7 separate regions of the Mus musculus genome follow, and all the other regions are linked to region 2. Evidence: chromatin loops called from intact Hi-C (ENCODE). Cell type or tissue: heart. All regions are shown on one strand.

Region 1 (4,000 bases), 150 kb after region 2:
CCTTCCTTCCTTCCTTCCTTCCTTCCTTTCTTTCTTTCTTTCTTTCTTTCTTTCTTTCTTTCTTTCTTTCTTTCTTTCTTTCTTTCTCTCTCTCTCTCTTTCTTCCTCTCTCCTTCTTTTTTTTATTCTCTCATTTATAGACAAGAAACCTGAAACAAAGTAAGGTCTACTCACATGGCCACCATCTCTTAGCTGGCAAACTCAGGCCAGGGTTTGCCTCCCAGATCTTTCACTTGATGGTTCCCTGTGACTCTCCACACATGTGTCACCTCCCTGTACTGAATCTGATTCTTGGTCAGTTATGAAGCTGTGTGTGAAATGCAATCTAGTGACAGAGTCTCAGACGCTGGGGTATTCTGTTCTAGAAATACTTCTGTTATGAACTTTTCAGACTTCTATGTTATCTTTGTGGTAGTTTAAGCTATTCACGATCTTCCAACTCTCATCATGTACTCTTGATAGGAAAAAGAATTGTAAAACTTCTGGACACCATGCAATGACCTACCAAGCAAGCTAGGGTTTCCCCGGGGTCCTGGACCGAGCCTATGCTCGCTGTGTGCTTCACTGCATTTGCAACATCTAGTTTTAGGGGGAAAAAAACGATGAGTGGAATCCAGTAGTAGCATGAGTAAGGAAAGTGTTGAAAATTGCCAAAGAAAATTTAAGGTTCAGAGATTCAGCTTGGTGCAAGGAAGGATTCACTGTGTCCCAAGGGTTTTTTGTTTTGTTTTGTTATTTTTGTTTACATAATCTTATTTTTATGAATGGTACCTTATTTATTTTGTTAAATTGGATATTTTATTTGTTTACATTTCAAATGTTATCCCCTTTCCCAGTTTCCCCTCTGCAAACCCCCTATCCCATCCCCCCTTACCCTGCTTCTATGAGGGTGCTTCCCCACCCTCCCACCCACTTCTGCCTCACTGCCCTAGCATTCCTCTACACTGGGGCATCAAGCCTTCACAAGACCAAGTGCCTCCCCTCCCATTGATGTCAGAAAAGGCCCCTTCAGCTCCTTCAGTCCTTCTCCTAACTCCTCCATTGTGGTCCCTGTCCTCAGTTGGATGGTTGGCTGTGAGCATCTGTGTTGGTCAGGATCTGGCAGAGCCTCCCAGGAGACAGCTGTATCAGGCTCCTGTCAGCAAGCACTTCTTGGCATCAGCAAGTGTCTGGGTTTGGTGTCTGCATGTGGGATGGATCCCCAGGTCGGGCAGTCTACGGATGGCCTTTCCTTCAGTCTCTGCTCCACTCTTTGTCAAGTTTTGATCCTTGGTTGAATGGCCCTGGAACAAGGCTGGAAATTCTGGTAGCAGCAGCTCACTGTTCTTTAATCAGGGAAGGATTTGTGAAAGAATAGTGCTTTTGAGAGATCTTTGAAGCTTTTCCAAGGCGGTGCTAATTGTGATGTGGTTGTGGTTTTCCTTTTCTTTCTAGCTCCTTCCCCCCTCCCCCATTTTTAATAGGTCGACTGGCTTTCCAGGTGTTGTAGAATGAGATGCATTCAGAGCGTGTCCCAGCCTTCCTTCTCCCTGTCTTCCATGGCAAACAGGATCCTACCAATTACAGATTTAGAAAAGGAATGGGAAATTCCATGGGTTTTCTGTGTTATTTATATTTCCTATTTTTGAAAACAGATTAAGCTTGTACTTGGGTTCCACTCTTACGTGTCTTCAGAATAAGCATTCCCGGCGGTTGTTCTAGTCTAAAGAACAAACTCTAGAACTTAATTGGTACCTTTACCCTCTGCGTGTTCTGACCCTTTTCCTTTGATGCTTGTTTTCAGGGTACCTCGAGGACAGCTTTGTAAAATCCGGAGTCTTCAATGTATCAGAGCTTGTGAGAGTATCCAGAAGTAAGTAAACACTTTTCTCTCTACACAGGTACACAGAATCATTAAAATCTTGCACATTTTAAATCTTAAATATGGTGTGAAAACTGACTACTTAAAAGTATCTGAATTTTAAAATTCATGATTCAGAAAAAAAAATCTTAAATTTTCTAATAAAATAACCGAAGGTATTACCTGATTTTGTAAACATTTCCATTTAGCCTTGTGTTCTGTAACGCTCATGTTTAGGCTGTTCTCATTGGTCATCATATTGGTATCCCTTCACTTGAGTTCTCTGTGACCATAGATGGGCATTTATATCAAAGGAAGTGTGATTAATTAAATGTACCCTGTGTTGTTATGATAACCCACATACGTTTCCTGTAGATAAGTGCTTTTTCAGTTATGGCGCTTTGGTGGGGGTTGGAAGTGTACAGGAATACACACTCACATGCAGTGTGTAAAGGGATGCAGAAATTAACTTTGCAGATTGTACTCCGATATAGATAGAAAGCATTGTTAGTCCAAACAATGTCCAGTTGTTTACAGCAGCCACCTCACCTGAGTGCCATTCTTGGTCAGCTTGATTGGGTTTCTCTAGGGTAAACTCACCTGACTGACTACCTAAGCCAAGGGGAAGCCCTGTTGATTACCAGCTCTTGGTTTATGCCAGTGTGAGCAGACACATCCAAGGTGCCAGTATTAATGCCCTGGTGACAGAAAAGGAGGTGACTGTTTTCTTCCTGATCCTGTCTTTGATTTAGATTGTTCAGGTCACCTTGAGGGCTGTGTTTTGACTTCATGCTTCGATAGAAAGTATCTAGAACTGATGTCACTTAGATGATCCAGTGGCAAGTCCAGAGGGTCCTTGTTTGTCTTTATTACCAGTCCTCATGTGCACACTTCTGTAATCTCAGTACTCCAAGAGGCAGGAGGATTGCAATAAGCTTGTAGCCAGCTGGGCTACATCGCTAATTCCTGGCCAGCTGGGGATATATAACAATTCCCTTTCTCAAACTAGAACTCAAACAAACAACAACAAAATCTGTTTGTTTGTTTTTTTTTAATTTGTATCAACTCCAGAGTTTATGAATGAGGGCCACAACCAACTGTAAAGACCAAACATAGTGAGCTAAGAATTTAAGACTAGCCAAGCAGCTGTAGAGTCCTCCTGTTTGGGAACTCTTGTCTCTAAGCTGCCAGGTGACTGTCTTTTGAACTATAGTTTCTCAAGTGACTCAGATTTGTGAGCTTTCCAGAAAAAAAAACCAAACCAAAACAAAAGCCAACCAACCAACCAATCAACCAACCAACCAACAAAAACCCATGTTTATCGGAGAATGACATATATGGCCACTCAAGACCTTATATACCTTGTCTCTTCTGCCAGGATTCAGTGTAGATATAAGTGTCATGGGTCCATCTACCTGAAGGCAGCATCGGGGATGACAGGTACATATGTGTATCCCAAAAGCGCTAGTGTATGTATGTACTTCACACAAGCCTTCTGATGATCTAGTTCATTGTTCAAGGCCACATGTGATTTTCCAGAAATCCCCTAAGGAAGCAGGTATTCAAAGTTGTTCTTTAGCAGAGATTCTGAACTGTGAAACTATAGAGCACAGGAAAACATTCCCTCCTCTTAGACCATTTTACGAACCCCATAATGGGTTTTGTCCCTTCTTATAAGAACAGTAGAGCCGTCCATCAGAAAGGATTCACGTAGTGCCCCATTACAGATAGCCCTAGCCCAAGTATGTGAAAAGAAAGCCACTTTGGAATCTTCAAGAGCCCAGAATGATATTTTGAAAAAAAAAATGGGAATTTCAAACATAAAATATAAATTAAAAATACCTTCTCATAACATTTCAGAAACAAGGTAAATTTTAACATGTTTCACTCATTTATTCTTAATTTATACTGTCATTTCTTAGAGGTTTTTAAGCTGTGTGTCATAACAAACATTCCTGATTTGTAATTAGTACATTAATTATCCATATTCATTCCTTAGTTAATTTATTCAGCAAACATTTACTTTCTCCTGCATATGTAAATAGATGTCTCTGAGATTCTTGAAAGTTCTATTCTCCTAAGTGTTGTAATATATTCACACTATAATCTTGTTTACACAGTTGAACTACATTGTTTATGAAATAGGGGTTTATGAAGTCA
Region 2 (4,000 bases):
CAGGGGACAACGGCTGTTTCTGGGCTCTGGCTGAAAAAGAGTGCTCTCTGGGTGCCAGGATTTCGCTGGGGGTGGTGTAGTGAGGAGGGAGGGAGGGAGGAAGGGAGGGAAGCAGAGAGATGGGCGCTGGATTTTTAAAGAGACCCCGAAATAATGGCTTCTGTAAGAGTCCAGGCATTCAAAGAGGTGTGTTCAAGGACATGAGTGCATTCGCGCCAAGGGGAATGTCTTTTATGGTAAATTAACTCCAGTTAAATTGAATATTTGTTCAAAGGGAAACTCCAGTAGTTAAAGCTGGTATTATCAGTGGAGCGTCCCCGCCCCCTCCCGCAGATTCTGGGGAGGGTGAGAAAAGGGATGCAGCTCACTACAAAGTGATGCTTTGGGATTGTTCGTTTTTATTCCCCCCCTCTTCCCGTCCCGTCTTTCTTTTAAAAGTTAAGATGAGGTTGCCTAAAATTTATGAGAGAAGTGAGTATTTATTTGGATTAACCCCGACTGTCACCTCCTTTCATCTATAAAGACTGTCAACTTTGTCCCAGCTTTTCAAGAAGAAGAAATGACCAGTACAAAAGAAATTAACGTTGTCAGAACGCTAACTAGAGGATTTGCCTAGCGGGGGCACGGAGGCCGCTCCCCGTGGCGCGTGCCCTAAAGGGTTAACTCGCCCCGGTTCTCACAGTTTCCCCCGACTTTACCTGTCCTCCTAGACCCGCCGCCCTCCCCGCCTCCCCACCCCCTGCGCCTTTCTTCACCAGGCTCTTGGTTTACAGGGGCTGCAGCTGGTAGACTTGGCAAGCTCGCCTCATTAAGAGCGCTTTTTGAAAACGGACTGTGTTTGAGCATTTCCCTAATGAGGACAGGACGGGGTTAAAAAGTGACCATTTCATGGTTGACTTGAACCTGCCTACTTTTCTTGATGTGTCGTTGTGAAATGCTTGATGTGGGTAACTTCCACTTGGGGAAGGAAAAAGTCACTGGTTCTTTCAGGTCCGCTGGGGGAGGGCACGGTGGTCAGGAGTGCGAGGACTGGAGAAAGTTGAGGGGGGGAAAGTCCAGGACGCGGGGTGGGAGCGGGAGGCCGCGGGGGGCCTGGAAACGCTCGGCGGCCCCAAGCTAGGGCGACATGGAGCCCCGGGCGCTCACTTTTCTTTCTCCATTGTCTGGGGCAGCCTTTGATTCCTCCATTTCCCCACCCACCCCTAGCGGAAACCCGGAATTTGGGGGGCGGTGTGTGTGGGAGAGAGTGCCCGCGCGAAAGGGGGTGCTGGCCGGTCGCCTCCAGGGTCCCGGGAATCAAGTTCATTCACTCGGCGGGGGGCGGGGCGGGGAGCCGGCGGGAGCCGCCGGGGAGACCCGCAGCCGCACACGCACCCCGCGCGCTCCCGCCCCGCAGCCTCGGGCGCGCCGCGGCCCCGCCCTGCCCGCACCCCCGCGGGAAGGGAGCCGCTTTCCGCCGGCGCCCCGGGCTCTGGGGGTGGGGATTGGGACGCGGCCAGCGCGGCAGGAGGAGGAGGAGAGGAGGGGCGAGCGGTGGCGCGGCCTTCCCGCTCCGAGCGCGGCCACGTGCACCGGGCGCCGGGGGAGGGCGGGCCGCTGCGGCGAGGCTCGGGGGACCCTGGGGACCCCGGCGCCCCTCTCCGATCGCCAGTGCGAGCTCCGGGCTGGGCTGCCCGCCGCGCCCCGGGCTCCGCGCCCGTCCGCTGCAACTCCAGGAGGCCAAGTTCACTCTGGCCCCCGCCTCCACCCTCCCTCTCCCTCCAGCCGCCTGGGGTGCTAGAGTCGGCGCCCTAGCCCCGGCTCGGGGCGGCCTGGGTGTGAGGGAATTTTCCATTCGTTTCTTTCTTGGGCCCAGGCCGGTTCAGGGCTTCTCCCCTTAGGATGTTCTCGCGTCTTGAGCGTCTGCAGCGAGCAGTGAAATAACCTCTCCCTGGGCGGGTTTTCGGGGGTAAACGAAGAGTGGCAGAGAGAAGAGCTATTTTTGAAAAAAGAAAAAAGAAAAGAAAAGAAAAGAAAAGTCCCAATACTGTGGCACCGGTCTGATACCTTTAACAAATGAGGGGGAGAGACGCGAGGGCTGGGGGAGGCGCGCGGGAGGAGGAGGAAGGTGGGGGGCGGGGGGTGTGGAGAGGCTGGTGCAAAAGGAACGCGCGTTTGCAGGAGGAGGAGGAGTAAAGCGGTGATTGTGTAATTAAATAATAAAACAATCCTTAAGTCTGATTTGGAGAGAGCTCGAGCGGGGTCCAGAGGGTGGAACCGGTGAATCTTTCAACTTGCAAGTTTTTCAAGGAAAGAAAGCGAGAGAGGGAGGGGGAATAGAGCCCAGGACAGAAAAGAGGAGTTTGCAGCCAAGCGGGATCGATCGTTTGGGATTTTTTTCAGGAGGTCCTTCCGATCCTTTCCGTGGGCTGTGGCCAGCGGCACCGGCAGCGGAGTCCACGCGCGGCGGGTCAGACCCGGGGCGAAGCGGGCGGGCGGCGGTGCGGCGGGGCAGGAGCGCAGCAAAGGCTTTTCCGCCCGGGAGCTCCGCGCCTGCGCCCCCTCCCTCACCCCGGCCTCTCCCTGCTCCCCCCCACCCCCACCCCCACCCGGCCCTCTCCTGCGCGCGCCCCGCCACCCGCGCGCACTCGCTTGCGCTCCCCCTCGCGCACACACGTGGTCGGCTCGCAGCAAAGTTTCGCCTGCGATCGCCACTCCCGGATCCTGCTGCAGTGTTGGCGGCGGTAACCTTGAACTTTACCAGCGCGGTGACACATTCTCCTCGCTTTCCCCACCGCCTGGCCTCCTGCGCCCCCCTCCCCGCCTTTTTTTAAAAAAAACATTTCACCACCCACCATCACCCCAATCCAACCCACACCGAACCCTCGCGCACCCCAACCCCCAACAACAAACAACAACAACAACAACTGCAAAACAGAAAACAAATCCCCTAAACCAGGCGACCAGCAGCCTGCACCAGCGGCGGCAGCCTCGGAGAGCTCGGCCGGCGCGCGCGAACCGCAAGAGGGTTAAAAGTGTAGATTGGATTTCACCCCGGGAAATCTAGCTCGCCGAGTGAACTTGAATCTTTGGCTATTTAAGGAGGACTGGGTTTGTTGCGAAGTTGCGGTGAACCGGCGCAGTGCCCCGTCCTGATTGATCGCATCGCTGGGCTCAGATGACTGTAAAATGAATAGATGAAATCCTTGCTTCTGGAAGATTTTCTTGGGCATCTCCGGGAAAGTGCGTTTTAAGGCGAAGTCATGATGTATTCTCCCATCTGTCTCACTCAGGTACTTATCTTGGTCGCTTTCTCGAGCTTTCTCTGGCCCCAGACGCCTTTGTTGTGTCTTCTTGCTCTTGTGCTGCAGACCCTCAAAGGCTTTGCCTAACCTTGGCACACCCTGGTCTTCCCCGAGAAGTAGTGCGGAGTTGCGGTGGGCTGTGCGGGCGGCGTGGGACCACGGCTGCCGTGTGCGCCCATCCCAGCGCCCGAGCGGGGAGAGCCGGCACCGGGCGGGCGAGGCTGCTGGGGGTGGGCAGGGCCGAGACCTGCGGCCGTGAGCCCCTGTCCGCCCCTAAGGAGATTGCGGCGAAGGCAGCGGCGGCGGTGGTGGCCGCGGCGGCACCCTCACTCCCTGGCCGGTGCGCGTGGGGCGGACTCCGGCTTGGGAGCGTCTGTAGATGGACTCTTGGGCAAGGGGCTGAGAACTAGGCTTGAGCGCCTTTGGACTCTGCTGCCCACAGTGGGCGGGTGACGCCGCCAGTCTAGGTGGTGGTCCAGAGGACTTATTACTTTGCGTTTTGGGGTGCCTAAAGTCCTGTTCTACAGTGACCCACATTTCGGGTTTTTAAAGACCTCACTTCAGAGGCGATCTTTTACGCTGACAAGAAGTTGAAGTGTTTGTGGTGAATTTTTAGGACTTTTAGGACACGTTTGTTTTAAAAGTGAGACTTGTTCATTTGATGATATTTGAACATCGCTCGCAAGGCATAAAGTAGTATCAGAAAAGTGAGATTT
Region 3 (4,000 bases), 440 kb after region 2:
TAAAGCTGCAGGGCTAAGCAAACTTCAGCGTATTAGAAAGCAGCAACAGACGGCCTTATCTGGTATCAATGGGAGGAGAGGCCCTTGGTCCAACGAAGGCTCAATGCCCCAGTATAGAGGAATCCCAGGGCAGTGAGGTGGGAGTGGGTGGACAGGGGAGCACTCTCATAGAAGCAGGGGGAGGGGGATGGGATGGGGGATTTGTGGAGGAAAAACTGGGAAAGGGGATAACATTTGAAATGCAAATAAATAAAATATCTAATAAAAAAAGAATTGATTAAAGAGAAAGCAGCAACAGAGAAACGCTTCACTTCTTAGTCCCCTCTTGGTAGCAAGCACTCCTTCAGGATACAAGACCCTCAGCGCTCACAATAACCACTTAAGCAAATGGAGCCATGAGAAGGGATTCTGTGACCGAAGAACTGACTTTCCATGTTTATTTCATCTTAATTATTTTAAATTTAAAACACTTATACTTGATTCAGATTTTAGGAAATATTTAAGTACTTTTGGCACAACTTGTGTATGTGAATCTATTTTTTTTCAACTGCAAGTCTTGACAAAGCTAAATATAAAGTGAGTATTTCTTATGAAAGTGCACTGTCTCAGTGTGTAAAATCCACATTGGCTTTTAGAGACTTAGTAGGAAAGAAAATAAATGTAAAATATTCCATTAACATAGATTTGGTGACTAGGTCTTGAAATGATAATATTTTGGATACATCAGATTAAAGAAAATGTGTTATTATAATTAATTTCCCCAGCTTCTTCTCTGCCTTTTGGAAGTGTGGCTACTTGCAAGTCTAAATTACAGACATGGCTTGCATTACATTTCTGTTGGACAGCATGAATTGGGAGGTCTTTTGAAAATCTCGGCCATGTCACTGAATTGTTAAAATACTCCAAGACAGTAGCCCCTGCCTCCAACCCCCTTTGTAGGAAGGGTAATGGAGTGAATTTTTAAAAAAGTTTTAGCAAACTAGAGAGATGGTTCAGTGGTTAAGAGCACTGATTGCTCTTCCAGAGGTCCTGAGTTCAATTCCCAGCAACCACATGGTGACACACAACCATCTGTAATAGGATCAGATGCCCTCTTCCGGTGTGTCTGAAGACAGCTACAGTGTACTCACATACATAAAATAAATAAAATCTTAAAAAAAATAGTTTTAGCCTTTGAGGAATTATGGAGCGAATGAGGTGAAGCCAGGAAGGAGTACAGGCCAGGTTGGGAAGGCTCTCTTCCCCTCTCCTCTTGGCTGTGTAACTCTGTGCAGCTTTCTCTCAAAGAGGTGGAGAGCTGGCATGCTTTGTCTCTTGAGGCTTCATAACAAAGTTTATAATCAACGATTAAAACTCAATTTATAATCAACGATAGAGAGAACAAGAATACCTTCTCTCCAAATGGCAGCTAGTGGAGTACTGCAGTTTGTAAAAGGAATGAGCAACAAACCCATTTATGTGAACAAAGGGAGTTATAACAATGAAGGCTAAGATGTACTGGTAAAGGAGAGAGAGAGAGAGAGAGAGAGAGAGAGAGAGAGAGAGAGAGAGAGAGAGAGAGAGAGAGAGAGAGAGAGAGAGAAATTAGATCTCCCAAAGGGCTCTGAGTATGATTAGCAGAAGCAAGAGTTATCTAACAGGACTAACGCAGGCTTAGGAATTCTCAGAATTGCATCCACCCTATTAATACTATTTCATATACGGACATCACAAAGAATGAAAATCTTCCCCCTCCAAGCACATTTTTGATGTTATTAATCTCAAATCAGCCAGTTCCCCGTCTTCTCCTTATGTCCCCATCTTCTTCCTTCTCTCCCCGTCTTCTCCGCGCAGTGGGGCACAGAGTCACCAAGCCTTTCTTCATCCCTGCATCATCAAAAGCAAAGCATGGCTAGAGTAGATGCAAGTGAACCATCCGCATTGGCACGCTCTCCTGTGAGGGAAAGACTCACAGAGAGCAAGACGGGCAGTTAGCACATCATTTCGTCCACAGAGATAGGTGCCAGCTGCATGTCTTGAAAAGCTCAGCTATCTGCTCTGTGACTTGGTCTGCCTTTGCCTCTTTCAGATTCAAGCACTTGGGGTTGGCGGCGCTCAGTACTTCAGTAGTGCCTAGGACAAAAACAAAGAGAACAAAAATTGTGCCCGGAGGACAGCATACCCGCTTTTCCCAGGGGAATCCTGAAACCACTTCCTCGGATGTATTTTCTGTGTCATCGCAGGAGACAGGGGAGAAGGTATCCCTGCCAAAGCCACATGATGGGCATTCTGTGGCCCAGCTTTCTGGCTCTCCCCAAGTCCTACCTTCCCCATTCTGACCTTCCACTGTGCAGAGAACAGACCTGCCAGAGAGCCTTGCTATTTTTACTTCACTGCGAGGGGATCTCAGGTTACAAATTATATACGGATGAGGTAAGTTCCAGGTAGGCAGACTCATGTTTCCAATTTAGCTTGGCACTGATTTTGAACATTAAACAGTCCCGCCCCAGCCCTCCCTGTTTCCACTCTCCTCCCTTCTTTGGCATCTCATTTCATCCCCGCTTCTTAGGGTCACTTTCTTTTCCTGCTGTGTCCCTCAGCTTTCAGGCTGCGTGAGGGCAGGTGAGGGCTACCAGGGAGAGTTAAGTTCTGGACAGATAAGATTGACTCCTACTTCCGATTACTGAGCTGTAGCAGCAGTGCACCCACCTTCTTTTGCTATGGTGGATATTTGTAGTAAAGTTTAGAAGTTTTCCATCATTTTCCTTCGTGCAGTCACAGTTAAGCCCCGAGACAGCTTGAAGAGGTTGGGATTGCTGTAATTATCTACGGGTTGCAGAATGAAAAAAAAAAAAAAAAAAGCCAGACTCAGAGAAAGCTAGTGTTTTGACTGGAGTACATAGGCAAGATAAAGAGCAGAAATAAAAAGCAGGAATAAGACCCTTCTGGGCGGTCGACCTCCTTTAAAACCCCGGGTCTCTTGAAGAAGAACACAACTTTCCTCCTCTCTAAATTTCCCTTTCCTTCCATTATTCTTCAGTCTCAACTCGGTTGGACTTCAGTTGAAGTCTCCTTAAGTCTCCTCAAAGTTACTTGCAAGACAAACACAGTGGGTCTTTCCTGCATTCCTTCTGATGAATGTAAAATGTTGATGTGAATTTAATTAGAATGGAAGTTTTCGGAATGGGAGCCACTAAATTTAGGCTAAAATAAACAAGGGTTATTAAGAGTCAGAACTCAAATGCTTGTTAATTTTGCTCCTAATGCTAAAGGTATCCATTAAATGGTATGCTCATCTTCAGGGAGTTTATAGTATAATATGTACGGAAAATTTTAAAAATAAAACAACATTATTCCCAACCAGAATCTTGCAATGAAGGAGAAAACTTGAATTGCTCCTAGGGAAAGAAATAGCTTTAATTTAAAAAGAATACAGCTTTGAATTTTGGGACATCGTGCATACTTGTTAGAGATGTAGACATTTGCACATATCCATGAACCCAGTGTAGTGTTTAACCCTTCTCTTGGCTTATTGGGGTACCTGTTTAAGACTCCTTGACTGTAGTATTGGAGTCCCTTTAGAGGTGGGTGTAGTTTCTTGTTCATGAGCTTCTTCATTCTCTTACATGTGTAGTATAGACAGTTCACAATATAATAAAGTGAGCATGGAATGAGGCAGGGTCTGAGCAATTTTTTTCAGTGTATCTGTGTCCCTGTTTCCTCATTTATAAATTTGGAATGACAAGTAAGGCTACATTAAAAGTCTATGGACAGCATTGCATGGTTAATCTCTAAAAAGCACTTAGAATGACTTTAGTAAATAATGTTTGATAAAGACAGACAGGGAAAGCTACAAAACCTGTGACTTGGAACAGAGATCCACCTCCAAGATAGACTGATGCAGTAGTGACTCAAATGGCATGAGAGGAACCAATAACTTTTTAAATTGTGGGAGAATTGAGGGGAGGGGAAAAGAGGAAACATGATCAGATATGGGGGGCAGGAGAGAAGCCCTGAGAGT
Region 4 (4,000 bases), 190 kb after region 2:
CTTCTAAGGGCAGCTCCTAAATGCATTTGGTTTAAAGCTCTCAGTGATGAATGCAAAGGAAAATGAAGGGGTATATGAAATAAAAGTGATCAATCATTTTATATTAGCTAGGAGAAATTCAAAATTAGAAAGGCAGTGGCTTTAGGCCGAGGGAGCTCTTTTAAACATTCCCCATAACCTTTTATATACATGGCCCTTTAAAAATAAATATTGTCACCAGGTACATTCTTCAGTTCCCGCGGATTGCTTAATAAAGATGTATCCTTTCAGCTTATGAAAAGTATTGATGTGCATTGTTCCATGCTATTTTCCCTTAGAAAAGAACTTTAATATAGCTTTCATAAATTAAAGTTAATAAATGTAAGATTATTGAATAGTTTTGACTGTCTTCAGACAACCTTCCCACAAAATGACGTTACAGAAGGGCTTTCACCGTAGCTGTTTCTCTTACACGCTCACACTGACATTTCAATGGAAACATAAAATGCTAAAGTACATCCATGTTGGCAAATGAAACCCGTGCTTTTATGCTTAGGTGCTTGTTACACAGTTATTAGTCATTGCATATCTGCAACCTCCTTTTAATAATGATTACTTCTGGTTAATGCCAGTTCCTAACTGCCTTGAAATATTAGTTTTTGTGATTTTTTTCCCCTTCTGATGTTGGAATTTCACCTATCATCTAAATACAATATCTCACTTGAATATAAAAAAATAAAGTCACTTAATTACGTAAAGTGTTTCAGGAAGGTTTGTGTAAAGAAGTTGCTAGCTTAGCACTAACAATAACCCTCCCTGTGGAGAGTAAGCCTCAGCTCATATAACTGATCAGGACGTGCCTTGATGGGATGTCACTGCCTTGGGCATTGAGGCCTGGCGCTGGCCTGTCTTTGGGATCATTAACTGGCTTACTGTATTTGCCAGTGATGTAGGAGAAATCTCCAAACCAGAACTGTTTCACCTAGAGCTTCTTTCTGCTATAACTTTTGTGTTGGAAGATGGTGTGGTGGCTTGAAGAACTCTGAGGTCCTGCTTTAGCAAACTGGGCTCTGCTCTCTGCTGCCAAACACTTTGTCTTGGTTCGGAACACTTTCAGAATGTTGAACACACCTTCTCTGACTTCCCTGTGTAGAAGTCCTGCTTCCTGCCTCGCAAGCACTCTGTGCACACTCCTTCCTGTCAACAGTGACTGAACTCTGTATCCCAAATTTTATCTTCGTGAGGAAATGGGAACCCTCTAGCAGAATGTTAGAGTTGGCTTAGAAGGTATAGACATTATTTTATAATTCAGGTTAACAATGTTAATATAAATGGATATTATGAGAAAATTCAGTTAAATTAATACCAGGTCCTTATATGCTAAGCTTCATAATTTGCTTACTATAATAGGAACTTTATTAATTTAAAATAATCTAGCTTATTCATCATCAATTACAGTTCAGTAGAAGGCTGCTTTCACAGCAGAAACCTTAGTAATACACACCAATGACACCATGACAGTTTGACAAGATTTGTTGTAGATTGAAATTAAAAGCTTGTAGCTAAAACACTTCCTGTGAGCCATAAGAGACCCCACCACACAGTTATACGAGGCCACACCAGTCTAACCAGCCATTGAATACCTCACTGGAGATCATAGGCAGACGAAATAGGGAGCTGCCTTTGCCTTCCTTAAATAAGACAATTAAGTCAAGGAAGCTCCTAACTGTAAAAACATAGGGCTTGGTCTCAGTCTCAATAGGATGTCCTGGCTGCCTGTGCTATCTGTGACTAGAGGTACTGGCCGAGTGCCTAGTCACTGTGGGTTTTATTGGTGCTTGAGCTTCAACATTACATCTCCTGTGTGACCATGTAACGCTGTTATTGCAAGTTCAGTTATCGACTAGTTACGCTGAAGCTGAAATGGTTTCAACACTTTTCTGGGCAGAATTTGGAAGTACTTTTCATTACACTAAAGATTTCTGTTACACAAAATAGCTTTTAAAGAAATTGCCTCTGTAGGATTTCTTTCTTTCTTTCTTTCTTTTTTTTTTTTAACTAAAACATGAAGTGAAATCCTCTTATAATATTTGTCCTGGCAAATGACAAAGCCAAAGCTTGGAACATTAAAAAACCAGCATTGAAAAGTCAGTCATTAGAAGCAAGCAATTGGAAAAGGACACAAGTGGACTATCAACAGGCTTCTCTGTAGAGCCCGGAAGCAGGCTATCAACACTCAGGCCATTCTTATTGTGGCTGTTATCATAATTGACAGCATGACGCAAAAGCCTATCACATGACTTCTGGGTAGGTATGTAAATGGTAAGAGGTCACTTTTCACATATGCCTGATGAAAAGGGAACAGAGTTAAAGGAAGTTTTAGTCAGTCTAATGGCTATGCAAATGTTTAGCTTTAGGGCTAGTTTAGAAATTGAAAAAAAAAAATCTTCCTTCAACTGGCTGTCTTTTATTATTCATTCCTTTACTGACTTTTCCTAGTCACCAAAGACAAGACTCTATATATACCATTTTAATTAATGACAAAATAAAATTATGTTTAATGCAGCCTTAAATTTCAATCAGCAAAAACACTGGAAAAAAAGGCTCTTAGTGGGAAAATTCTAAAGATGATATTTACAAACAATTTGAGCTGCACATGAAGCTCAGGATAGGCAAGAGAGAGTGACAGCATGGTGGGGTGGGGACATAACAGGCATGTTGGGGTGGGACAGTGACAGACATGGTGGGGTGGGACAGTGACAGACATGGTGGGGTGGGGCAGTGACAAACATGGTGGGGTGGGGACATGACAGGCATGTTGGGGTGGGACAGTGACAGGCATGGTGGGGTGGAGACATGACAGGCATGGTGGGGTGGGACAGTGACAGACATGGTGGGGAGGGGACATTACAGACATGATAGGGTGGGACATGACAGGCATGGTGGGGTGGGACAGCAGCAGGCCAGGTAGGGTGTGGTAAGAACCCAGGTTTAAAGTCAGGACTTTGGCTGTTGCCCTCTGACTTTGAACAAGCCTTCAGAAGGAAAAGGAACACATCCCTCTAGCATTGCTAGATACCTTAAATCTTACAGGCCTGAGTAGTTTCCATTGAAAGAAAGAATCCTTTATTTTCCAACTCTTGAACATATGACTTACAGTCAGTGATTTTCGTGGACTATTTATACCCATTTAACTTTATTCTGTGAAGTATCAAGAACCTTGGCTTCAGATATTGACACTGTGACTTGCAGGTACCAGGGTGGTCTTGATTTTTCTTCTTCACAGTTTCCTTGCAGTCATTTTTCTTGTTCATTAAAGGTCCACAGCATCCATCCACAGTTCCTTCCAGTTGCTCCATAGCAAGTAGTTAATAGTAACAGAGGAAAATGTTGCCCATCCAGTCCATGAGTGGACACGGACACTCAAATGGCGGTCCTTTTTGTACTCTTCCATTGCTCCCCTCCCCCAACCTGTTGCCCTGATCATTTTTCTTACTTTTTTTGTTCCCCCAAGTTGCTATGTGTTTAATAACCAAAGTCCCTACAAATAATAATAAAGGGCTTTCACCTGAGTATACAGACTTGAATTTAAGGCCATGTTGATTCTCTGTGGCTATGCGCAACTTAGCATACTGAGAGTATAGTACCTAGGTATTTCCACTTAGGAGTTTCTGCTTAGGCACATTTCTCATTTTAATCAATTAAAATCCTCACCTGGCTCTGGACTCACTGTGTGATAACAGATGACCTAGAACTTCTGGTTCTCCTGCTTCCTCCTCTCAAGTGCTAGAAGTAAAAGCAGGCACCACCATCCTTGGTTTTATATGGTGCTGAGGACGAGGGGCCAAACCTAGGGCTTTGTGTATCCTGAGCAAGTACTCTCTTGACAGCTACATCCCAGCCTCCTTGTGCAGATATTTGAAAGAAACCAGATGGTTTCCTTCCTATCTTTTTTTTTTTTTTTTTTTTTTTTTGACACAATCACATCCGAATTGTGGCAGGCACAAAGTTTCCCTTCAGA
Region 5 (4,000 bases), 70 kb after region 2:
GGAAGGTGTCCCTGCTCAACTTGATGCACAGAGAGACTTTGAGGATAAAGAAGAGTTGGTCCTGGCTTTCTCACTTCAGAACTGTATCTTACTATGCCCTGGCCAAAGCCACTCGACTTGCCGACTGTGGATCGAGGAGAACGCTCTGTCTGCCTTCTGTGTTTCTAAGGGGTGATTTTGAGTAGATGAACTGAGGCTTGGGAGAGGTTGCCAAATGAGGTGGCGATGATGGCTAAAGAGACTGCGACTTCGGGAGTGCTTTCTGGCAGAAGTACAACACAGACGGTATCATGTTTTTGACCATAGTACTTTAGACAGGCTGCCAAGTGTTTGTGATGAGATAGGGCTGTTACTATACTTTGCTTTTAACTTTACTTTTGCATACAGTGTATCGTTCTTGTTTTATAAACTGTGTTGCATACTTTTGTCTCTCTATAAACAAGTGAAGCTGTTGAGTTTTTGGACAAAGTTTGAAGCAGTCTTGTGTTGCTTCTATGCTTTATGCTCCAAGTTGAGAGCTGAATAGTGAGATCTTTTTTCGCACCATTTATAATGCGATGCACATTTTGAAGGCAATTTAAATTCTTTTGACTCCCCAGCCATATGCTTCAAAATGGAAGCATTCTACATGTCTGAATAGAGAACTAGGTAGAAGAGTGGCTCACACATGCCCAGCAAAGTCTGCAGTGGGTTATTGTCCTCAGTGGGGCAGTCCAGTCTCTTAGAAAATCGCCAAGTATTAGCCCCAGCTTTGTTGAAGGAAATTTAAAATATTTCCAAGGCTACACATGATCATTGATATTCAGAATTTATACGTGTGATGAGACTTTATAACTTGTCCAGCATATTATTTGAAAAGGTGTCAATATGGAGAGTCATAAACTTGTAAGTCTAGTTTGTGATGGAAAGACAAACGCGAATAGGAGTGAGAACTGCATTCCTGTTTTGTAATCGCCGTTTTCCCCTATCCCCTTTCAAGATCATATTCTTCTTCGTTCCTGCCACCGACCGTCTCGCAGTTTATTTCTAGGCTGGGAGAGTGGAGTGAATACTCTCGTAGCACATAAACTTCTCCATTCTGCTTCTCTAGAGAATATTTTTCATTGTTTTCACAATCCATTCTGCCCGGGTAGAAAACACCAGATCTCTCCAATATTTGGAAGAGAGTTTATACTTTCTCGGGTAGAAATATCCTGTTGCTAAACTTCTTTTTTCATAATCACGCTGATGTGTTGTGGTCATGCTGCACTGACCACATGGATGCCATCATAGAAGTAATTTAACAGATGTTTGGATGGCTAGGCTTATGCACCTTTTTTTGGAGTTTAGGGGGCTGGTTTCTTACTATATATCTCAGGCTGACTTGAAACTGAGGATGCTCCTGCCTGATCCTCCCCAGAGCTGGAATTGCAGCTGTAGAGACCACACCTAGCATTTACATGTCTGAGGTTAGGACACAGGCTCCTTCCCATTCTCATTAGAACTGTCTTCTTTGTCTCTTCCTTCCATTTCTATCTTAGTTAACCACGGGCGTGTGATGTTAGATTACATAAAAAAGCAATTGTCTTTTTAACTTTCACCAGAAATGGGGGGAGGGTACACTGACCACCTATGAGTCATACCTTTTCCTGATAACAATTGCTTATAGGTCTATTGACCTGCACCTGTAGATTTAGAATGGCAGCACTCTTGATGTGTGTACAGTTGCTTGTACACACACACACACATACACACACACACACACACACACACACACACACACACAGAGGGAGAGAGAGAGAGAGAGAGAGAGAGAGAGAGAGAGAGAGAGAGAGAGAGAGACATGGTTTTCTTGTCTTGCTCTCTGTGTAAATAAAAGTTTTTAAAGATAAATTAATGTTCTTCTCTGTAGCACTCTGACAATAACTTGTTAAATGATTGAGATTTATTTTGCATTTTAAGGAGATTTCTTACGATGCCTGTTAATGGGATGCGTTCGTTAGCATACTTGAACAATCAGCAGTAACATCCTTTCTTATTAAAAGCTGTGCTATATAACTCAACAGCTTCACAATACTTATCCCTTGATGGACTTTCACCACTAACTGACCTCAGGTTGTTTGGGAAACAAGGGGAATGGGGACTGAGGATTAAGAACCAATAGAGAGAGGGAAAGAAAAGAAACCAGGAACTGAACTTGGTTTATTTTTGAGAAGTCCATGGGTTGCTATTTCAGTTGGGTGAAACTGTGTTATTGTTTATCTGTGCTTTCTTCCCCTTGTGGCAAGAGACGTGGTGAATAGACACTCACTCCCAAAGACACCAATTCCAAAGCCCTGACTCATGAGCCCACAATGAAATACGAGGATGCAGCCATTTCCTACCTTTGTTTGAGAGCAAATGGATTGGCCCAGGCGGATGTGGGCCTAGGCTGCAGGGCTTTGCAGAAGGAAATGCTTTCGGTGGCCCTTCAGTACTAGATGCTCTCTAACAACCCCTTTGTATTGCCCTGCACAGAGCAGTGCAGTGTGAAAGTGTTCCAGAGAGTATACAGATCTAGTTCCGGGGCCCCTGCTTGTGCACTTAGAGCTTCTATGAGGCAGGGGAAGTAGAGAGAGACTTTCATTGCTTCTAAGGCAGAGGATTTTGAATGCTTATTATACAGTGTAGTGAATGCACATACCTATCGCTTGCTAGCAAATTCCTACGTGGTTGCAGCTTCAACATATAACCATGACTTCTAGGTACCTTACAGCTTGGCCCCATCTTACCTCTTCTGCAACAGTTTGCCTAAGCTCTGTTACAATGTTGCCTGCTTTCTTATGTTACACTGAAACTGACCATGTCACCACCATCTAGCATTCATGGGTCTCTGGTGTTTGTGTTCTGGAATCTCTCTTTCCCTGGAGAGTTGCAGATTCCTCTTGCTTCCTTATTTTGTCCCAAGTCTGTCCAAGTTACCTGTGCCTACAGAGTCTCATATCTCTTTGTCATTCCTCTCCCACCTCCCAAACTGGTTGCCCTGGAACTACCTCTCATGCGATACGAATTTCGGTCTTTATTACTGTTCCTGAGGCTTGCTAGAGTGTTAGCCTCATGAGGGGTTAGAGCTTGAGTCATTTTGTGCTCTTTATTCCAAGGCCTCAAATATAGTAGAATTCATATCTGTCTGTGCCTAGAACTTGGAGGAAAACAGGAGATCTGAATAAATGAAGACCCACTGTGGGCCATCAACAGATGGTGCTAGCTTCTTCTCTTGGGCCATTCCAGGCATTGCTGCACTTCAGGATGACTTAGTTTCCCATCTTATATGTGGAAACAACGATTTGCACACTCAGAAGCATTCTGGAGGTCTAGTTATGAGGAGTAATTCTGTGTAGTGAAAAGGCAAAATACCAACTTAATGTTCTGAGAAACAGTACAGGGGTAACGAAAGATAGTGTGTACAGTGGATGGTGCATCTCTCTGGGCCCATGGTTTTTCTTGTGTGCTCTGTCCCTGGGCACGTTTTCAGTGATAATGCTTGGAATGGTTTTGCAAGGGAGGAGTAAAAGACAGTTGAGCATGTGCAACATGCAGAATAGAACTTGGGGGTTGGGGCAGGCACAGTAAAGTCAGAAGACGAGACAAATGAGAAATGGAAGCTGTATGTTGTCATAATAACCAGTGTCTTTTCTCAGACATGATAGTTTCTTTCTAGAACTTTCAGAACTGTGATTTTATTTTAAACCTTTGAACTTATTCAGTCTGGAAAGAATTTCTTCTGTCTATGTGGTCCGTAGCCTACAGTGTGGTGTATGGGTCAGTGGCCCTACTGTTGGGCTGCCTAGCAAGTCTCTGCCAAGAGGATAGCATAGGCCGAAGTGCGTTTTCCAGTGTGAGGGTATATAGGAGATAAGGAGGTGGGAGGGGGGAGAGGGGACTAGGGAGAAGGGGAGAGGGGAGATGGAAGGGGGGAGGGGGGAGGAGAGAGGGAGAGAGAGGGAGAGGGGAAAATCTGGATGTTCTCCAGGAAGGGGCT
Region 6 (4,000 bases), 940 kb after region 2:
TCATTCCAGCTGAAACTGGGTTTATAATTTTCAGAGTTCTCTTACCAGTCCACCAAACTGAGGCTTGAGAAGTGACAGTCCAGCAAAAGCCGCTAGATAACGTCCTTCTCTCTCTGCCCCACTGATTCGTGTGAAGAACGTTGCCAGAAGATGGCCCAACGGTTTATAAAGTTGGCAAAGCTATTGCCAGACCTTTTCTTCTAAAGGTCAATTAAAAATGCTAGCTGTACTGTAAACAGAATTCTTCATAGAAGAAGACCACACGGTACCCAGAGTGGTCTCTTAATACAAAATATCAATTCGATTTTCCTCAGGAGATTCACTCTCCTTTTGCAATGCAAATATTTTCAAGTGTACTAAACACGTTTTAGCACCTCAACATAGGCACTAAAACTATTTGCATGCAAAATTACCCAGAGTAGGCAGACAGGCACAAGCTTATGCTAGCACCATATGTGCTGAAGAATTCGAGCCAGAAAACAGCTAGTACTGGACGGTATTTACAATTTAAATTTAATTTTACATTATTATTCAAATGAGCATTTATATATAAGTCTCTATTAAAATTAATGCTTCACATGGAACAAAATTTTCACCTAAAATTATACTTGCAATAGTACTGGGCCTTTTTGCCCAGCTATCTAGATCATTTAAGAACCACAAAGCATTTCTATTTGTTTTTCGATTCTACCTGAACGACAGAGTCACGCTTTTCCTATGAGAATGAAAAGTAAAACTAATCTCGATTGGAAGGCCGGAAATCAACACAAGCACAGACCAACCCTGACACACTAAAGAGTGTAAACGATCGGAGAGAACCCGATGCTGCCTGATGATATCATAGTTCTTTTCTACCTTTCCACTAAAACGCCAACGATCTCTTTCCCTTTGCCTTCCAACAAGTTCCATGTGTTTTGTGAACAGTGACATGCCTTTGGCTTGATGTTTTGTTTGCAAAATGCAATGTGTTTTACTGTCCCCAGAAAGTAGCACTTCTTTGTATACTCAGAAACACGATCAACTGCATGCCCTGTTTTGTGCAACCCAGGGAAGGAGCCTTCCACCCTGGGCAACAGCGGTATGTGTGTGAGGGGTGCCTCAGAAGCCGTTGCTACAATACCACAAACAGAAGGCTGCCTCCTTCACTGTCCCCGAGAGTCATTTTCTATTTTAGGATTGGTAAAGTGGTAAGTCTTTAATGTCACTGATTTAAACGCTGCGCACTTTACGTTCATCTTCACTTTACAGAGAAAACTCTAGATGGATCAGAAGCCAGCATTCATTTTGCTCACCTGGGCTGCTTGGCTGTGTATTTATTCTTGGAGGCCCTTTGAAAATAAAGTCTCCATCCTCTCTTCATTGGTTCCCCACAGATCCACGGTTTCCTACTTACAGCTAGTGCACACACATCATAGAGGTATCAGCCAAATAAATACAAAACTTGAGTGGGGTTCTTAGAGATTGTTATTTTGTAGTCTATTTTAATGAAAGTCTATGAACCAAAAGTAGAAATATCCTTCAAATACTGGGACTGTGGTAATCTTTATAGCCTGTGGCCAAGGAACTCAAACTGGAATAGAAGGAATAGAATAACTTTTTAAAAATTAAGGATAAAAATAGTGTCAAATGTACCTAGAATCTTAACTGCAAAACATATTTACTCCTGGATTAACTATAATAAATTTTACCTTAAACCTAGCAAATAGAATGTTTCTTTTGAAAAACTTAAAAAGTAGGGCTCTAAGGCTAATGTCTCTTTTGCCTTCTTTTCTCCCCCTTTTTCTTGAAAACCACAGGAAGCTGCCTTCTTCCCCGACTTGCAATCAGTCTCCAAAATGTTGAATCATTGCCTGGATGCATGAACTCAACTGTGTGCAGCTTTAATGTATAGCAGCCAACATTTCTATACATAAGTACTCTCAAAGGGGCTCAGAGGAGAACTAGAGACCTTTGGTTCTGTGGGTTTAATGGGAATGGAAAATCTCCACGTTTACACATCTATTCTCACATATTAATATCATTACATTTAAACGGAGGTTTGATTTCAAACATTGAATTAATTAAGAAGGGAACATCTACGGTATTAGAAAGCCAAATCAAATGCCAACAGCGCCCTCTACTGACTTCTAAAAGAAAACTTTTTTTTTTTTTTTGTCTAGCAACAGAAAGAAAATTTCTGTTTATTTACTTAGCGAAGCACCCAGACACCAAATTAAATGTCTTAGAAAATACCAAATCCCTTGGTAAACCTGAAGGAAAAATGCGAAGAATTTTATAAATAGAAATCAGCAGTCATGTGGATGCTCCACTACCAATAAAAATTTCCTGTTCCACTAACAAATTGTGAACCATTTCCTAGCCTGGGAGCCTTTATTACAGTCAGGGCAAAAGCTAAAAAACAATTAGGGTTGGGTTAACATTCGCATTTACTACCACCAGGCACAAATATGAAACTTGGATTCCGAAAACTGAGAAGTCTTAATGGAAGTTTCAGATTCTTACATTATACTTCCATGCTTCTTGCTGTGTTAAAAAAAAAAAAAAAAATCCAAGCTCTTTCTTTATGGTTATTTCTTTTAGGAACCATAGATCATTTCTAATTCTCACACAACTTTGAGGCAAAGATACACTGGGTTCTTTTACTAAGTGCTAACATTTGCTGCAATGGGTATTTTAATTAAGGCAATCAAAGAACTGAAAAATAAAATAAAAAATATGTTCCTGCCAAAGCCCTTGCTCCAGACTTCGTGGAGACTGCCACGGTCTACACCTGCAATGAATCTCATTGGTCTCACTCCGTGAGTGCTGCCGCTGCCTTAAATCCCCCCACGCACTGCAGCGTTGGCCACATTTTTATGCAGCCTGGCTCCCTGCTCTGAAGCAGAACTCCTGAACAGCACATTCTGATGTTCTCCAGTCTCACTCACTTCACCAAGTGAGACCTGACAAGCTTTACACGAGAGGCGGGTGTGAGAGAGTCAGGAATGTTGGTGTGAAGGCACCAGAAGGCAAAGCAAGCGTTTCCTACTGACAGAGGAAGGAGCAGAGTGGCCTGAGCTTGCTGCGTGGATGCTCTGGCTCCACTGCACAGGCTTTCCCCGACGACCCTCCCTCACCTCCACCAGTCTGTGGTGGGAGGGTTGCCATAAATTTCTAGTAAATTGTAGGCTGCTAAATTAGAAGCGTTCTTCAACTCTCACCTCCTCCCATCAACTCCTCGCCTTTATAACTGTATTCTCTCACTCTGGCACGCGCACACGTGTGTGCATATACATACATACATACATACATACATACATACATACACACACAGACAGAGAGAGAGAGAGAGAGAGAGAGAGAGAGAGAGAGAGAGAGAGAGAGAGAGATGCTACCTTTATCATCCAGAAAGAAACATTTCTGTTAAATCGCCACCCTTCGTATTAAACTTTCTGTTGTAATTTAGGAAACCACAGTGGTTTCCTAAAGCATTCCTAACTGTGTCAAAGCTTCAGAGAATCTTTTTTCCTACGGCAGGTTCTTCCCCCACCCCATTCAAGGGTCTTCTCTGCTGTTTCTAAACTGTGTGACCTAAGGTAGGACACTCAAACTTGTTAATCTCGGATTACTTCTTTCATGGAAAGAGGATGGTAACAGCATTCTACTTAATCTATGGGGTTTACTGAGATTCTCATGAGATAAAGTTTACAATATACTCTAATAGGATGTCTGGTACATAAGAAACAACCCTTACTATTTCTGCATACATAATGAACAAGAAAAACGTCTCAGGTGAATGAACCAATGTACTACTGAACCTGTGTGTGGCGTGACACTGTCCTTCCGTGGGTTTCTAAAGGCAACTGCCTCTGGACAAAATGTGCAGGGAGGGCAGCAGCTCAAATCTCAGATTCAGAAGTGGGTAAATTTCCTTCTAGCCTTGTCTGGGAGACATCTCTGCCTGCTCATGGCTTTGAATCAGTTAAACTCTTTTAGCTTTGTGGCGCTACCCTACAAAGGG
Region 7 (4,000 bases), 110 kb after region 2:
AGGAAGAATATACCAGATGAAGGGAATCAAGCACTTTAAAGATGAAATTGGAGTTTGTCTGACGTCAGAGTAAGGACATTTCAGTAATGAAAGCCATATGGGTACAGAGCATGGAGACCTGCAATTAGCAAAACAAGGGGGAGGAGCCTTAGAAGGTAAGAGCTGGGCCAACACCTGGAAGTAGGGCTTTGAGGTGAGGGGTTTCCAGCAAGTCTTTCTGGTTCATCTGGTTCGCTGAAATGGGAGAGAGTGGGCAAAAGGTCCTGCTGGAATAAGGACAATAAGGACTTTGTCATTCAAATGAGAGCAGGGTTAGCTATAGAGGATTGGGAATCGCAGACAATGAGTAGTAGAATTTAGCAAAGTGGAGCTGGTTGAGTTTGCCCTGGGGTTACAGGCAGGAAGGAACCAGGAGGTGGGCCTCATGGAAGGATTTTCTTAGGCAGTGATAGTACCAAAGGGTCCCACAGTAGAGAAAGAGCCATCCACTTTAGAGAGAGGCACCACAAAACTTCTCTTACATAGACAATGGAACTGGTCCCCAAAGACAAAAGGATGGACCTTTGATGGTTCCAGATATATGGAGTCTGAAGTCAGTTAGGACACCCTGTGGCTGATGGGACAAGCGGTGGTGGTGGTCAGGCATCCCTGGGCTCTGATGCCGGGTGGAAGATTAATTTTGATCCTTCCTTATGAGGTGGAGCTCAGGTAGTGTTTGAATATTCCCTTTTTATTTTGCTTCTCAGTGTTACTTCAGAACAGCGTCAAGCATACTAGGTCCTCATTTATTTTTTTATATTAACTTTTTTTTTTTGAGGGAGAAAATTCTTCAAGGATGAAAGTTCTGTGGGATGTTTCTTTTTCCAGTTTGAGAGAGAGAGAGAGAGAGAGAGAGAGAGAGAGAGAGAGAGAGGTGTTTGCAATATCTTTTCAATTTAATTTTATTATTTGCTGTTGTGTTTAAAGAAGCAGAAGCTACTCTGAAATTTAGGTGTGAATTTTGGAGAAGACATGAACAGTTTCATAAAAAAATGAAACAAAATGTGCCCAACCACTGAGTGCACCCCGGGGAGTAAACCCTGCCCTCAGGTCCCTGATTCACCCTGTTAGTAGCAGCCAGTGAGGCTCAGTTTACTGGCACAGCCTCCTCTGCCCTTCCTCTCCGTGTGAGTCCCAACCTTAGCAGGCAAAGGCTCAGAAGCCTTGGGATGAAGCTACATCATCCCACAGTTGAGCCAGCTAATGCCTAAGTACAAACAGTAGCCGGCAGTAAGTGGGTGTGGCCCTGCAGCTTCCTGGAGTGTCTTACAGGGGTTTGTCTTTGTTTGTAGATGTCTGGGTCCTGCAAATGGACTCCCGTCTTTGTTCAGTATGCAACTTTGACTACGTAATTTTCTTTGAGTTAAAAAAATAAACCAGTGGAAGGCTTGCTAGTTAAAGATCACACACACACACACACACACACACACACACACACACAGCCTTCAGAAGCAAATGTTTGTGGGCATAACCAGACTCCACAACATTTTTTTCTTTAAACTCTCTTTAGCCCTTGTCATCTTAAGATGTGCCTTATGCCTTACCACTTCCCTGGGAAATACGACTCACAGGAGCAAATTACGTTTCTGAGAGAGTCCAGGAGGATCCTAGTTAAGTAGATTAGGGTCTGGCATTCCTTTTAGCTTCATCAGTCATTTACAGCAGAGGATGGACACTGTAGCCGTCTGCGACTTGCCAATTAGCTGGGCTTTCCCCGCTGTTTCTGGTTTGGCAGGGATGAGGTGGTTCACCCTGCTGCACTGCTGCCTGCCAAGGACACATGGCCAGCTCCCTGCTTCCTGTCTTCCTCTTTGTGTCCTGGCCTTGCCTTCCAGACAGCTGCCAGGTTATGGTTGCCAAAAACCTTCCTTCCTTCAGAAAGGTCAAGTAACCTCAAATCACCTTTGCCAATATTTGTGTTTTCTTTTTAATCCTTCTGTGCTCAAGTTGGAGAAAACTGTAGCACTGAGTGGAACTTAGGGTCACCTCGGATCTCTTGGATCTGAACCTGAAGCATCCCTGAGCCAGTCCGGATGGTGCTTCTAGTACAGTTCTGTTCACAGCTCTGTGAAGTGCGATCGAGTTCAGGAGGGTTCAGTGTGGATCTGAGTGCTGCTGCTTTTTAGGATTCTCAGTTCACTTGTGATCTTTGGCCAAAGCCTGATGCATTGCATGGCAGGAAGAGAAGAATGTGGAGATAGGTTTTGGCTAAAGGCTTACTTTTTTTTTTTTCTTCAAAGAACTTGATAGTTGCAAACCTGTCTTTGCTTTCCTGTTTGGTGTCTGTGAATAAGAGTTAGCAGCCTGTCCATGGCCTGGGGACAGCGAGTGAATTAGCAGGAGCTTGCAGGATGGAAGTACCACTTCCTTGGCCCTGGCATGGCTGTAGGAAACACAGTCGCTGGGACTGAGGTTCAAGATCAGTGTGAATAAGTGTTTTGAATGACACTCACCACTCACCAAATGCATGCACTGAACAGGCCATGGTTACAGAATGGGACAAGCAAGATTTCTTGTTCCTGGGCAGCATATGGTCACATATAGACCTGTCCTCTCTAGTTCATCTCTTCGAATTACTTCATGCTCATCTTTCATCAAAGGACACGGCCACTAGTAGATAACACTTTTTAGAAGATTGAAGGTCTAGAACATTAATAATGAGATATTACCTTTAAGTAATTTTCTGCTTTAAGGTCTATGTTTTTATGAAGTGTTTTCTATGACACATGGGAACCACCACAACCATTGTCTATATTCTGATGTCCATTTTAGATGGGAAATTTTATGTCTCTTTCATTGTTTCTTCCTTCCTTCCTTCCTTTCTTCCTTTCTTCCTTCCTTCCTCTCTCTCTCTCTTTCTCTCTCTCTCTCTCTCTCTCTCTCTCTCTCTCTCTCTCTCTCTTTCTTTCTTTCTTTCTTTCTTTCTTCCTTTCTGTACTAGAGATTGAATTTGGGGCTTACTGCATGCTAGGAGAGTGCTCTACCACTGAGCTCTGCCAGCGCCTCTAATACTTTATAAGGCAAAGAGAGCTACCTACTGATTCTTATGGTGTTTGCTGACTGACAGAGGGGAGGGCTGTGTCCTGCCCAAAGACTCAGAGAAAGTTCAGCATGGTCCTGAGATTTTTTTTTTTCTTCCTGGCATTTCATGTAAAATTGGACACGTGATCTTTCTCCTAAGCGCAAGCCTAAGGTTCTAGTATGTGTTTTGGACTTGCAGTGAGAGTAACTTAGCATAAGCCACCTCTTTGTCTTGCATTGCAGTAGCCTTTGCAGAGTTGGGCCCAGGTCACCCTTGCAGTTTTACAATTTCTTTTCTTGACATCTAAACTCTGCTAAAAAGTTGCAGCCTCAGGGACACCTGCCTTTCTGATGTAACTAACAAACACTGCTAACTTAGAACACATGTTCTTCAGAGTTCACCTATAGCCTTGAGTCCCGCATTTGCAAGCTCAGCATCTTTCATTGAAGACAGCCTAATTTTCTTAAATTCCCTATTTTGCCTCTCCTTGAACTATTGTCTTTTGTAACAGTAATAAGGAAATGTGGTTATGGGTTTAATTGCCACGAGGCAATTGTCCCCTAGAGGACTCAGTAGAATTTTCCACTCTATATCTGAGGGCTGGGCTCCATCAAGATGATCATTCATAAATAACTCAATTAGAGTAATAACAACAATGCATTTATTTTTATGACAACTTTGCCTCGGAGAGGTCCTATCAAGTCATTGTTCTAATACCCCACTAGAATGGGATAAATATACATTTCGAAAGTTTTTCTATAGCTCCTTTGAAGTAGAGAAGTGAGGCAGAAAGTGTCCTTGATGTCCCTGAGGTCACAACGTTTCTAGGGCCAGGACAAGGAAGAATGCAGGTGAGGTCTCATGTCACTGCAGGGTCTCAAGCCAGACAGGAAAGGAGCAAGGCCCAGCATCCTCTTAGAATTGCAGATGATGCTGGAG

Evidence for each region. A loop is a pair of places that touch in the nucleus more often than their neighbours do. Peaks named below come from ENCODE experiments on the same cell type or tissue, not always from the same donor. Only the 100,000 strongest peaks of a DNase experiment are listed, where the experiment ranks them.
Region 1: it touches region 2 in a loop (2.1-fold over the local background); 4 of 42 quality-filtered maps call a loop at or near these places.
Region 3: a loop joins it to region 2, with 3 times the contacts of the local background. A loop is called at or near these places in 6 of 42 quality-filtered maps.
Region 4: a loop joins it to region 2, with 4 times the contacts of the local background. A loop is called at or near these places in 8 of 42 quality-filtered maps.
Region 5: a loop joins it to region 2, with 5 times the contacts of the local background. A loop is called at or near these places in 9 of 42 quality-filtered maps.
Region 6: a loop joins it to region 2, with 3 times the contacts of the local background. A loop is called at or near these places in 8 of 42 quality-filtered maps.
Region 7: a loop joins it to region 2, with 4 times the contacts of the local background. A loop is called at or near these places in 10 of 42 quality-filtered maps.

Annotation. Positions count from the first base shown.
Region 1 is chr4:82,357,584-82,361,583 of GRCm38, reverse strand. Nfib (nuclear factor I/B) reads left to right here. Exons shown (of 12, transcript NM_001113209.2): 4 at 1,784-1,852. Among named protein-coding and RNA genes, the nearest start is that of Nfib, 150 kb to the left of the region's middle. In heart, no CTCF peak of the experiment used is centred here; DNase peaks (open chromatin) are centred at 1,153 and 2,313.
Region 2 is chr4:82,504,003-82,508,002 of GRCm38, reverse strand. Nfib (nuclear factor I/B) reads left to right here and starts at 2,224. Exons shown (of 12, transcript NM_001113209.2): 1 at 2,224-3,272. The coding sequence starts at 3,243. Gm11266 (predicted gene 11266) reads right to left here and starts at 14. Exons shown (of 2, transcript NR_137202.1): 1 at 1-14. In heart, a CTCF peak has its summit at 1,747; DNase peaks (open chromatin) are centred at 52, 1,602, 2,252, 2,422 and 1 weaker place; H3K4me3 peaks cover 4,000 bases; H3K27ac peaks cover 4,000 bases.
Region 3 is chr4:82,064,202-82,068,201 of GRCm38, reverse strand. Gm11264 (predicted gene 11264) reads left to right here and starts at 2,312. Exons shown (of 6, transcript NR_151604.1): 1 at 2,312-2,412. It overlaps Gm5860 (predicted gene 5860), which reads right to left and starts at 2,822. Exons shown (of 3, transcript NR_040659.1): 1 at 2,162-2,822. In heart, no CTCF peak of the experiment used is centred here; a DNase peak (open chromatin) is centred at 2,241; H3K4me3 peaks cover 989 bases; H3K27ac peaks cover 2,954 bases.
Region 4 is chr4:82,314,150-82,318,149 of GRCm38, reverse strand. All of the region lies in intron 10 of Nfib (nuclear factor I/B), which reads left to right. Among named protein-coding and RNA genes, the nearest start is that of Nfib, 190 kb to the left of the region's middle. In heart, no CTCF peak of the experiment used is centred here; a DNase peak (open chromatin) is centred at 1,759; H3K27ac peaks cover 1,220 bases.
Region 5 is chr4:82,434,317-82,438,316 of GRCm38, reverse strand. The region is part of intron 2 of Nfib (nuclear factor I/B); the gene reads left to right. Among named protein-coding and RNA genes, the nearest start is that of Nfib, 69 kb to the left of the region's middle. In heart, a CTCF peak has its summit at 2,264; DNase peaks (open chromatin) are centred at 66 and 2,366; H3K27ac peaks cover 2,109 bases.
Region 6 is chr4:81,562,650-81,566,649 of GRCm38, reverse strand. No RefSeq gene overlaps it. Among named protein-coding and RNA genes, the nearest start is that of Mpdz, 120 kb to the right of the region's middle. In heart, a CTCF peak has its summit at 2,111 (motif pointing left); no DNase peak of the experiment used is centred here; H3K4me3 peaks cover 293 bases; H3K27ac peaks cover 2,944 bases.
Region 7 is chr4:82,397,973-82,401,972 of GRCm38, reverse strand. The region is part of intron 2 of Nfib (nuclear factor I/B); the gene reads left to right. Among named protein-coding and RNA genes, the nearest start is that of Nfib, 110 kb to the left of the region's middle. In heart, no CTCF peak of the experiment used is centred here; DNase peaks (open chromatin) are centred at 1,252 and 1,802; H3K27ac peaks cover 1,348 bases.